Regions from separate parts of the Mus musculus genome. Here region 1 is linked to region 2. The links are chromatin loops, found by intact Hi-C in ENCODE. Cell type or tissue: heart. All regions are shown on one strand. Links, peaks and the distances in the headings refer to the core of each region. The heading gives the core; the rest is flanking DNA.

Evidence for each region. Hi-C counts contacts between places; a loop is a spot of excess contacts. Peaks named below come from ENCODE experiments on the same cell type or tissue, not always from the same donor. Only the 100,000 strongest peaks of a DNase experiment are listed, where the experiment ranks them.
Region 1: it touches region 2 in a loop (2.3-fold over the local background); 4 of 42 quality-filtered maps call a loop at or near these places.

Annotation. Positions count from the first base shown.
Region 1 is chr19:5,607,645-5,613,008 of GRCm38, reverse strand. Kat5 (K(lysine) acetyltransferase 5) reads left to right here and starts at 2,915. Exons shown (of 14, transcript NM_178637.2): 1 at 2,915-2,991; 2 at 3,091-3,157; 3 at 3,478-3,546; 4 at 3,637-3,773; 5 at 4,052-4,207; 6 at 4,297-4,371; 7 at 4,680-4,754; 8 at 5,045-5,293. The coding sequence starts at 2,980. In heart, for the core only: CTCF peaks have their summits at 873 and 2,643; DNase peaks (open chromatin) are centred at 2,798, 3,238, 4,088, 4,948 and 1 weaker place; H3K4me3 peaks cover 2,548 bases; H3K27ac peaks cover 2,192 bases.
Region 2 is chr19:5,686,293-5,691,656 of GRCm38, reverse strand. Pcnx3 (pecanex homolog 3) reads left to right here and starts at 2,749. Exons shown (of 35, transcript NM_144868.3): 1 at 2,749-3,660; 2 at 4,019-4,206; 3 at 4,439-4,538; 4 at 4,991-5,030; 5 at 5,131-5,226. The coding sequence starts at 3,508. Map3k11 (mitogen-activated protein kinase kinase kinase 11) reads right to left here and starts at 2,526. Exons shown (of 12, transcript NM_022012.3): 1 at 2,391-2,526; 2 at 2,145-2,180; 3 at 669-1,968. The coding sequence starts at 1,410. In heart, for the core only: CTCF peaks have their summits at 1,672 and 2,928; DNase peaks (open chromatin) are centred at 1,236, 1,946, 2,726 and 4,471; H3K4me3 peaks cover 4,415 bases; H3K27ac peaks cover 4,281 bases.

The sequences.
Region 1 (5,364 bases), core at 256-5,255, 79 kb after region 2:
GCCTCCCAAGTGCTGGGATTAAAAGTGTGTGCCACCACGCCCAGGTCTTTCCTCTTCTTTTAAAAGGAGTCCTTGGGGCTGGAGATGGCTGAGTGGTATGAGCACTGGCTCTTCTTCCAGAGGACCCAGGTTTTATTCTCAGCATCTATACACTGGCTTACAACTACCTTTAAATCCAGTCTCTCTTTGCTGGCACCAGGCAGGCATGCAATGCACAGACACACATGAGGCAAAACACCCAGACATGTAGAATTAAAAAACAAACAAACAAACAAAACCCCTTTTTAATGTGTGCCAGTAGCTTGGCTTGGATTTAGGCTCCTGAAAGCTCTGGAAATCAGCTTGGGCATCCATGCTTCACATGCTCATTCAGTGTTTCCTGGGCCTGTGGCAGTCAATAAACATGAGCTAGGTGATCTGCTAGTGGTGCTGAGGAGACAGCGGCAAACAAACAAATCCCCACAGTGCAAAGGTTTATGATGTTAAAGAGTGACCCGGACTGACGGTACAGAAAGCAGAAAGCAGAGAGAAGTACATACAATGAAGGAGAAATTGTGTGACTTTTATATAAAAGAACTTGTTAGAAGACCTGGAGATGACTCGGTGGTGAAGATTGTACTTGCAGCATGCACTCTGGGAAGTTTACAACCAGCTCCAGCTCCAGGTGCTCCAACCCCCTTTTCTAGACTCCAGGGGCACTTGCACTCAGAAGAACAAAACCACACTTGGATACATATATGTACATAATTACAAAGGCTGGAGAGAAGGCTCAATGGTTAAGAGCACTTGCTACTCTTGCATAAGACAGGGGTTCAGGGCTGGAGAGATGGCTCAGTGGTTAAGAGCACTGACTGGTCCTGAGTTTGATTCCCAGCAACCACATGGTGGCTCATAACCATACATTTGTAATGAGATCTGGCGCCTTCTTCTGGAGTGTCTGAAGACAGCTACAGTGTACTTACATATAATAAATAAATAAACCTTTTAAAAAAAGGTGTTGGGGGGGTGGGGGGGTAGGGGGGTGGGGGTGAGATAGCTCAGTGGGTAAGAGCACCCGACTGCTCTTCTGAAGGTCAGGAGTTCAAATCCCAGCAACTACATGGTGGCTCACAACCATCCGAAACAAGATCTGACTCCCTCCTCTAGAGTGTCTGAGGACAGCTACAGTGTACTTACATATAATAAATAAATAAATAAATAAATAAATAAATAAATCTTTTTTTAAAAAAGTGTTCAGTTCCCAGCACCCACAATGCCTCCTTCTGGCCTTCACAGGCACTGTGTGTAATGGGTGCATGACATACTCAGGTGAACAGACATAAATAAATAAAATAAAATACATAAATTAAAAAAAAAAAAGCCTCACGGAGCCAAAGCAAGGAAGCAGCAATGGCTCCACCCCTGTGAGGCTGTTGTGAGTAACAGTGGTGATGCTTCAGTTCCTCAGGGGAAGACTGGATGTTCTGAAAGATGGCACAACTCAGAACTCACAAGAGAGAAAAATGCCGTGTGCTGTCATATGCCTGTTGTCATCCTTGTGACAAGTCCCAGGCCAAGCAGGGCTACACAGTGAGACTTCACCTCAGAACAAACAATAACAAAAGGCCTATTGGCTTTTCAGTACTTCTTATGCTGAACATATTTTGCACACAGATCAAATCCAAGTGTTATTATTAATGCTCCTGTGATGAAACCAATCCTTTACTTCTGCACATAAACTCTTCTCAAAGTGGCCAAATGGACCCGAAACCATTTAAACTGGGAACACTTAGAAGTAAGGCTAAAGGGCCCCACTACACCCTTTAGGCATGTTATCAATATCTGTGATAGTTATTTTTGGTTGTCCATTTGACTACATCTGGATTTCACTAAAACCCAAAAATGGAAGAACACATACGTGAACAATTTTGCCTACTCTGAAGTGGGAAAACCCACTGCTTTGTGTTTTTAAGAGGATTTCTCAGTGTAGCCCTGGGTGTCTTGGAACTTGCTCTGTAGACCAGGCCTGCCTCTGCCTCCCCAGTGCTGGCAAGCTGGCTTGGTGGAAGATCCACTTTGAATTCACATCTTTGAGGAGGGAGAACACACCTTTGTTATTCAAACCTATTCTTGTTATTCAAAGTCAGAAGATGCACCTTCTGCTGGAAACTAAAAGAAAGACATGAAACAAGATTTTCCTCCCTGCCACCCCCAGGACAGGGCTTATCTGTGTAACCCCGCTTGTCCTGGAACTGACTCTGTAGACAACGCTGGCCTCAACTCATAGAGCTTCGCCTGCTTCTGCCTCCACTGCCAGCCTGCTTTTACTCTGCCTACTTGCTCTCACTCTCGTTGACAAGTCCGCTCCTTCACTGTCATTAGCGCCTACTTCTTTGGGATTCTGATGTATAATGAAGACCAACTGAGACATCCATTCTTGTTGACTGAATGCCTACTGGAATTTTGAACCTTCCATGTATACAGCCACATATATACTATTTTAAAAATAGAAATCCAGTATTAACGGAAAAATCTTGCTAAGCCCCCAGGCCTGTGCAATCTTATGCAGACACCTGGGTGGATCTCTAAATCCCTTCAGGTCTACTGACTCCCCAGGGTTCAAAACCCCACTCCTTAGCTTCTTACTCAGGGTGACACCTCACACTGCCACTAAGAGGCTCGCCAGAACACTGCCTCTAGACAAAGCCTAAACATGATCTGAGTGACCGGCGTCGCACCCGGTGGGCGTCACGTGACAGACTCGGCGTTCCTCCAATCGCTGTGCGAGGAGCGGGGATTCCATCTAGTACTTGGCCTCAGGTTTACAACGTCCTGCTCTTCCATTCCCCAAACGGGCCGGCTTTTTGCTACCAACCAGCTAGCAGTGATTCTCAAGTGTTTCCCTTTCAAACAGCTTCAAGGGGCTCGGGCCTATAGCGCACTCAGCTCCGGAAGTGACGTCTCCCAGAGGGGCCGGAAGTGGCAGTGGAGGGAGGGAAGATGGCGGAGGTGGTGAGTCCGGTGCCCGGGGCGGGGCGGAGGGAGCCAGGGGAGGTGGGTAGAGCCCGAGGCCCCCCAGTAGCCGACCCTGGCGCCGCGCTGTCTCCCCAGGGGGAGATAATCGAGGGCTGCCGCCTGCCCGTGCTGCGGCGCAACCAGGACAACGAAGATGAGTGGCGTGAGTGACGTCGGGGGGCGGGTCCAAGGAACCTGAGGGCGAGGGGCGGGAGGGAGTCAACGATCGCACGGGAGGGGGAGGGGCTTCTGCAATCCCGGGGCGGTCGCAGATACTCGGGAGGAGGGGCGTGGCTTTTGGACGTACGGAGATGATCCGGGCGGGGCTTGGAGAGAGGTGTCACTTGGTGACTAAAGGGGTCTTGAACCAGCCCCTCTGAGTGCTGGGACACAGGCCTCCAGCCTGGAGGTGGGATTCAGGTCGAAGGGTGGAGTCTCCTGACCTGCCCTGGCTAAGACTCCCTGTCTGTGTGGTTCTCATAGCCCTGGCTGAGATCCTGAGCGTGAAGGACATCAGTGGCCGAAAGCTTTTCTATGTCCATTACATTGACTGTGAGTCCTGGGCCTGGATGGAGTGGGGTTGCTGGAGAGGGTTGAGGGCAGCCTCTGGCATTCCCTCCTGAGCCGTTTTCACTGCTGCAGTCAACAAACGTCTGGATGAATGGGTGACTCACGAGCGGCTGGACTTAAAGAAGATCCAATTTCCCAAGAAAGAGGCCAAGACACCTACCAAGAACGGACTTCCTGGGTCCCGCCCCGGCTCTCCCGAAAGAGAGGTGGTGAGTAGGTCCCCCATTTCATCTTTTCTCTCCTGCCTCTTCCTTCTTGCATCTCTTGGCCTCAGGGGTTCCTGAATGGGCAGGAGGCAGCATTCTTCTGCCATGGCTTCAGCTTGCAAAGGATGGGGACCAAGTTGCAGGCGTAGCTTCCAGAGTCCAGCACTGCCTTGCTTTAGAGAAGGCAGAGGGTGGGATTCCATGCTGAGGGGCCCATCCCCCCCTTCGCCATCCCACCACCATCCCCACCCCAGAGGAAGACCCTGGACCTATCTCTGCAGCCGGCCTCCGCCCAGGCCAGCGGGAAGACCTTGCCAATCCCGGTCCAGATCACACTCCGCTTCAACCTGCCCAAGGAGCGGGAGGCCATCCCAGGTGGCGAGCCTGACCAGCCGCTCTCCTCCAGCTCCTGCCTGCAACCCAACCACCGCTCAACGGTACCCTCAGCAATTCCAGGGACCTTGCTTTCTTCTCAGGTCCCACCTTCTCTACCTTCTGACCCACCTTTCCTGGTTTCTCTCTGCAGAAACGGAAGGTGGAGGTGGTTTCACCAGCAACCCCAGTGCCCAGCGAGACAGCCCCAGCCTCGGTTTTCCCTCAGGTGAGTCTTCCAGTCTTTTTTCATGTGTCTGAATGTTTTGTCTGTGTTTTGCATGTGTTCTACTTGCATGCCTGGTGCAGGTGGGCAGAAGAGGGCATTGGAGCCACTGAAACTGGAGTTAGAGATGGTTGTGAGCCACTCTGTGGGTCCTGGGAAAAGAACCCAGGAAGTCCTCTGGAAGATCAGGGCTCTTAACCACTGAGCCATCCCAACAGCCTGCCTGGTCTTTCCCCTCTTATTCCTTGCTGTCTAGCATCCTCCTCCAGGATCATCTCACGGTCGCTCTTTCTCTTGTGTCTTGTCCACAGAATGGGTCAGCCCGTAGGGCAGTGGCAGCCCAGCCTGGACGGAAGCGGAAATCTAATTGCTTGGGCACTGATGAGGTGGGTCTTGAGGAGCAGAGGGAGAGGGAAGCCGGGAAAGGGGGAGTGGGCTTGGGCATGGTGTTCACTCGGTGAGGCCTTAGGCAGGGAGGGTGGTGGCTGGGAGCCAAGCAGATGAACCCCTGGGCCTCTTCTACTCTCAGTTTCTCAGCCTCGCTTTATTTTGGAAGTGGAGGTTGGTGCTTTGCCCTTAGCTGATGTTAGACTTGCAGGAAGAAGCCAATGGCAGTGTCGTGCGCCACGCTCTGCTTAACTGCTACCATCTAGTATTTGCCATCTGCCTTGGGCAGGATTCTCAGGACAGCTCAGATGGAATACCGTCAGCACCACGAATGACTGGCAGTCTGGTGTCTGACCGGAGCCACGACGACATTGTCACCCGGATGAAGAACATTGAGTGTATTGAGCTTGGCCGGCACCGCCTCAAGCCGTGGTACTTCTCCCCGTACCCACAAGAGCTTACCACGCTACCCGTCCTCTACCTGTGCGAATTTTGCCTCAAATATGGCCGTAGCCTCAAGTGTCTGCAACGCCACTTGGTATGAGGGGTCTTGGGAGGCTGCCTATCCAGAGTACCCTCACCAGTCCCCACCTGATCCTCCTTTTGTCC
Region 2 (5,364 bases), core at 171-5,170:
TGGAGTCTCCCTTCATATTTGCATCCCTGGCCTGGGGGACCCCTGCTTGCTGGGCATCCTGGGTCAGGGCTTCTGAAGGTCCTTAAGCTGCTCTGGTCTCATTGTTCCCATTCTAGGGAGGCTGAAACTGAGGTTCTGAGGTGAAATAATCGGCCGGAGAACATGTAGGCAGGAAAGAGTGGGATGGAACAGCCTTAGTCTCTGAGCAGGGAGGAGGGTCTTCCCTGCTGAGATCTCTGTCCTGAAGGAGCTGCCTATGGGAGAGGGAGGGAAGCAACACCACGTTTGTAAATCTCGGAAGGGGAAGGCTGGAGGAGCAGCTTCCAGAAGACTTCCCTGAGGTGGTGACCACGGTAAAGCAGGGTGCTGAAGGGCCGCCTGAGAGAGCTCAGTTTTGAAAACTTGTCAAAACTTCAGCTGAAGACTGGGACTAGGGACTCCCAGGACAGAGGCAGAACTCTGCCAGGTTCCGGGGATTCCTGTTTTGGGGGTCACTGATAGGCCACGGGTATTCCCTGGACATCTAATACTCCTCTCAGGAAGGAGCTTGTGAGGCCAGCATCTCCCTAACTAGGCTCAGCTGAGCTAGGAGACGTGTGCACCTGGGCCTCGGCTGGGCCGTGCTCCGAGCCTCCCCGTGCCCATGCTTCATGCCCCTGGAAACTCACTGTTGTTGGACTTCAGGTCTCGGTGTATCACAGGCACCAGAGCCTCACAGTGCAGGTAGTGCATTCCTCGGGCAATCTGCACAGCCCAGTTGACCAGCACATGGGGGGGCACACGCCGACCAGCCAGGGCCCGGCTAAGAGGCCCACCAGCTGCATACTCCATCACCAGGCATAGGTTTGGCTCCTCCAGGCACACAGCTTTGAGGGCAATGATGTTGGGATGGGCCAGCATGGCAAAAAGCCGGGCCTCCTGTCGAACACTCTCAGCTGTTACACTGATGTCCTCATCAGGGTCCTGTCGGGCTGCCTTCACAGCCACCAGCTCCCCTCGCCAGCTGCCACGGTAGACCTTGCCGAAGCCACCGATGCCGATCACCTCCTCCAGTCGCAGCTCCTGGAAGCTGGCCACCTCACAGGGGGGTGGGCCTCCACCCCGAGATACATAGTTGGATGGAAAAATGCCCACCTGGCCACCCACCTGGCCCGCCCACCAGCCCTCATCTCCTGAGATGGCTGCATCCCTGGACAGCACCTCCACACGGTCGCCCTTCCTCAGGGCTAGTTCGTCCTGCCCATTGGGCTCATAGTCGAACAGGGCTGTCCAGACAGGATTGGCATAAGCTGCTGTTGCCTTCGGAGACCCCTCCGGCCGGACTCCACCGGTACCCCCGCCGCCCCCACTGCCACTGCCGTTCCATGACCCCAGCGGGCTCTTGAGGAAGAGGTTCTTCAAGGGCTCCATGGCAGGGAGCCGGCGTTGGAATGTGTGGGGGACCTTCTTCGGGTGCCCGTGGTATCCACCCCCGCTGGCTTGTGAGGCCCTAGAGCCGGAACCTGGGCATCCGGGCCCTGGCCCTCAGCCCCAGACCCACGCCTCTCTGGGGAGCCAGGAGTGTCGCCTCCCGGCCCCCCGCATCTCGGGCTTTTGGAGGAGGGCACCAAGGGCAGTGTGGTCAGGCTGGAGGGGTGGGGCCCACTGGCCTCCGGCGCCTCACCATGGCTGAATTGGAGCAGCAGAGTCCCTCAGTTCCGAAGTAGTCCTGGGAACCTGGCTTCAGCGCCCGCCTACCGTAAGGTGGGGCCTGCCAGGGTCAGCGCCCGGACTCTGGTTGTTGTCTCCAGGCACAAGAGGTAAGAGAAAGTCCCCAGTTGAGCCGAAGCTACCTCTTCTTGGGCTAGTGCCTTGGGCCCCGACAGCTCCGACCCCGGTCCCTTCTTCCTCCTCCCTTTGTACTTTGGCCCCGGGGGCGGGAGGCAGAGGTGGAGGGTGGAGTTTCACTTTTTTCCGCTCTTCTCCCTCCTGCAGGAAACAGCATCAGATGACGTGGGCGGGTTGCACCGCTCCCCTCCCGGAGGCTCCCGGCAGCTGTGCACGGGAGTTCCCGGGGAGGTTGGCCAAGAGAGGTAGAAGGCGGGCCAGGTAGTTCCTCCCGCCTCCCCCGCCCCCAAACACACCGGCACAACTCTAAGCCTTACGTTAGGTGCTCCTCTGCTCACGGTCGAAGTGGATCTCTGCAAAGACAGAGAAGAATCCTTGTGTCTGAATTCTCATCAGCCAAATCACCCTTGTGATTGCCTCAAAACCAAAATCTGGTCTTGGCTACGAAGTTGCAGAGCTCTTTAAGATTCGTTCTTTCCATATATGAAATAACAAGATACCCTGCTTTTCAGTGCTAGAGGGGGATGTGAACAGAGAAGTTTGGGACTTCAAAATCGGCTTACACTTGAAGCTCTTGGAACCATTTAAAATTATCTTCCTTTCACCCGAGAGGCAAAAACCTGAAACTGTCGTTCAGAACTTTGCCCGGGATTAGATTCAGAGTTGAAGGGCCTTCAACAACCTCTTCGTTAGTTCATCACTTGTCCTGTGTCTGTTACTTTAAGAAAGCCTATGTCATCCTGTTCGACTACTCAGGCCTGATCAGGATCACTCTCTGCTTCGGCTAAGCTCTGACCCGGAAGTAGAGGCGTAAGCCAAGCGACAACCATGATTTACGGTCTCGCACTAAGGAGAGGCGGCCCAAGTCGGGGGTGTGACCCGGTAACGCAAACTGGAAGTAGCCGTGAGGAGTCCCATTCTCCAGCTTTTCCCCGCCTCCTGTAACGCATTGGAAAAGCTTTGCGCCAGTCATCAAGTCGTTACCCAATGGCGACTCACCCGGCCGTCCCATATTTTGGTGGCTCTAGAATTTGACTGCGCGCGCGCCTAAGATACCTCTGCATCCCGTCACTTCGCTACTTCTCCGCGCTTGCGCACTTCTGCCGCCAGGTTTTCCTTTTCCGGGTCCCAACAGGTTCTAACGGGCGCATGCGCCAGTGCAGGCTGGCAGCTCGCGGCTCCTTCTTCCGGCCTCCCCTTTGCGCCGGCACCGGTAGAAGCGGGGCGAACGCAGAGCCCCAAGCGAGTGACCTGCGACCCCGGAAGTGGACCTCAGGGTCCCAAGGATTTCTCCGGTCCGGAGCCAAGGGACCTATCACTGGCACTCCGAGAGCACCTATTCCACGCCCACCTCTGGATGCCGCCGACGGGTGCCCAGCCCTTGCCCTGCGCCTGCTTTCAGGCTCGGCGCTTTACAACAGTTCTGGGCCACCGGAGGGGGCCCAGGCCCCGCCTCTGATGCAGTCCCACCCCAGTATCCCGGCCTGATCCGCTGACTGCCTGGGCCGGCCCCGCCCCCTGCCTGTGCCCTCACCCTACCAATCCCCTCCCCCGTCTGGGGGAGGCCATGGCGTGAAATCTAAGTCGGACCCCGGGACCCTCGGGCGCCAGCGGGGCATGGGCCGGGGGCCGCCCCCATGAGGGTCCCGGGAGGAGGGCGTGCGCAGCAGCGGCTGGGCCATGGGGTCTCAGGTGTTGCAGATCCTGCGCCAGGGGGTGTGGGCCTCGCTCACTGGGGGATGGTTCTTCGATCCGCATCAGAGCACCTTCTCCAACTGCTTCCATCTCTATGTCTGGATCTTCTTGCTCATCTTTCCCTTCTTGCTGTACATGGTGAGAGGCTGCCACCACCTGTAACTATGGCGAGAGGGAGTGTAGTCTGGAGGGATGGGCATCTTGAGTCCTGGGGCGTGGAGTGAAGCGAGTCACTGTAGAGTTCACTGTAGAGTTTACTTTGGTTTTATATAGAGGAAAGACCAAGTCTTTTCTGCATGGAGTGACCTTGAGCGCCTCATTTAATCTACCCGGTTAAACAGAGGGCTACCCCTAACAGGGCTCTTTGTACTGTTGCATGAAGGGGTGATGAAGTTTTGTAAACCGATGAATCCTAGTTCTTTACAGTGGTGGCAGGTACACCCTCAAGGGAGCAAGGGTTTTGTGAGAAAGGATCCAACTTAACTGTCATCTCCAGGTCCTGCCCCCCAGCCTGATGGTGGCTGGAGTGTACTGCCTGGTGGTAGCTGTCATCTTTGCTACCATCAAGACTGTGAACTATCGCCTGCATGCCATGTTCGACCAGGGCGAGATTGTGGAGAAACGCAACTCTACCATGGGGGAGCAGGAAGAAGAGGCTGCCCAGGGGGAGAGCAGTCTCCCAAGGTGAGTGGCTGTGGGCTGTGTCAGGGATTGTCCTTTCTCTGTGCTTGGGATTGTGGCTGTGTCTTGGAGGATAGAGAAGGCTGAGGGGACAATGGCTCTAAGTACTTGCTGTAGTCAGGGTTAAAGCAGTCGAAGGGAGTCTTGAGGAGGAAGGGGTGTTACGGATGGCGAGAAGAAACCGTAAAGAGAGCACAGCTGAGAGCTTCTGCTCAGCTCTTCTTCCTGTTTGCAGGGACCCTGGTGTGGAGATGACGGTGTTCCGGAAGGTGAGCTCCACGCCCCCTGTACGCTGCAGTTCCCAGCATTCTGTGTTTGGCTTCAACCAGGTTTCGGTGAGTAGGCTCCCCTCGCCGCTGTCCTGGGAGTCAGCCCCTGGTGTGGGCCTGCTCCCAGCCTGCTCCTGGGAGTCAGCCCCTGGTGTGGGCCTGCTCCCAGCCTGCTCCTCGGAGTCAGCCCCTGGTGTGGGCCTGCTCCCAGCCTGCTCCTGGGAGTCAGCCCCTGGTGTGGGCCTGCTCCCAGCCTGCTCCTGGGAGTCAGCCCCTGGTGTGGGCCTGCTCCCAGCCTGCTCCTCGGAGTCAGCCCCTGGTGTGGGTCTGCTCCCAGCCTGCTCCTGGGAGTCAGCCCCTGGTGTGGGCCTGCTCCCAGCCTGCTCCTGGGAGTCAGCCCCTGGTGTGGGCCTGCTCCCAGCCTGCTCCTCGGAGTCAGCCCCTGGTGTGGGCCTGCTCCCAGCCTGCTCCTCGCTCGCCCCGCTTGTTTATTCGTTCTCTCTCCCCTGTCTTATCAGGAGTTGCTGCCCCGGATGGAGGATTCTGGGCCCCTCAGAGGTAGGTGGCTGCTGTTCTGGGCTGGGTGGTGGTGGTGTGGCGCAGGATAACAGAAGAGGACCCCAGGGTCATTGTGACGACTCTGCTGATGTGGTTATAGACATCAAGGAGCTGGTACGGGAACAGGGCAGCAACAACGTGATCGTGACCTCTGCCGATCGAGAAATGCTGAAGCTCAGCTCCCAAGAGAAACTGAGTGAGTGGGCAGGGCTGGCAGGCAGAGCGGATGTCTTGTGATGACATCATCCCAAAGTTGGCTCCGTGTGGTGCTCCTGGATGGAGCACCTTGTTGTTCCTCTTGTGCCCGTACCCTTGGTGGGAAATGGAGGTTGTG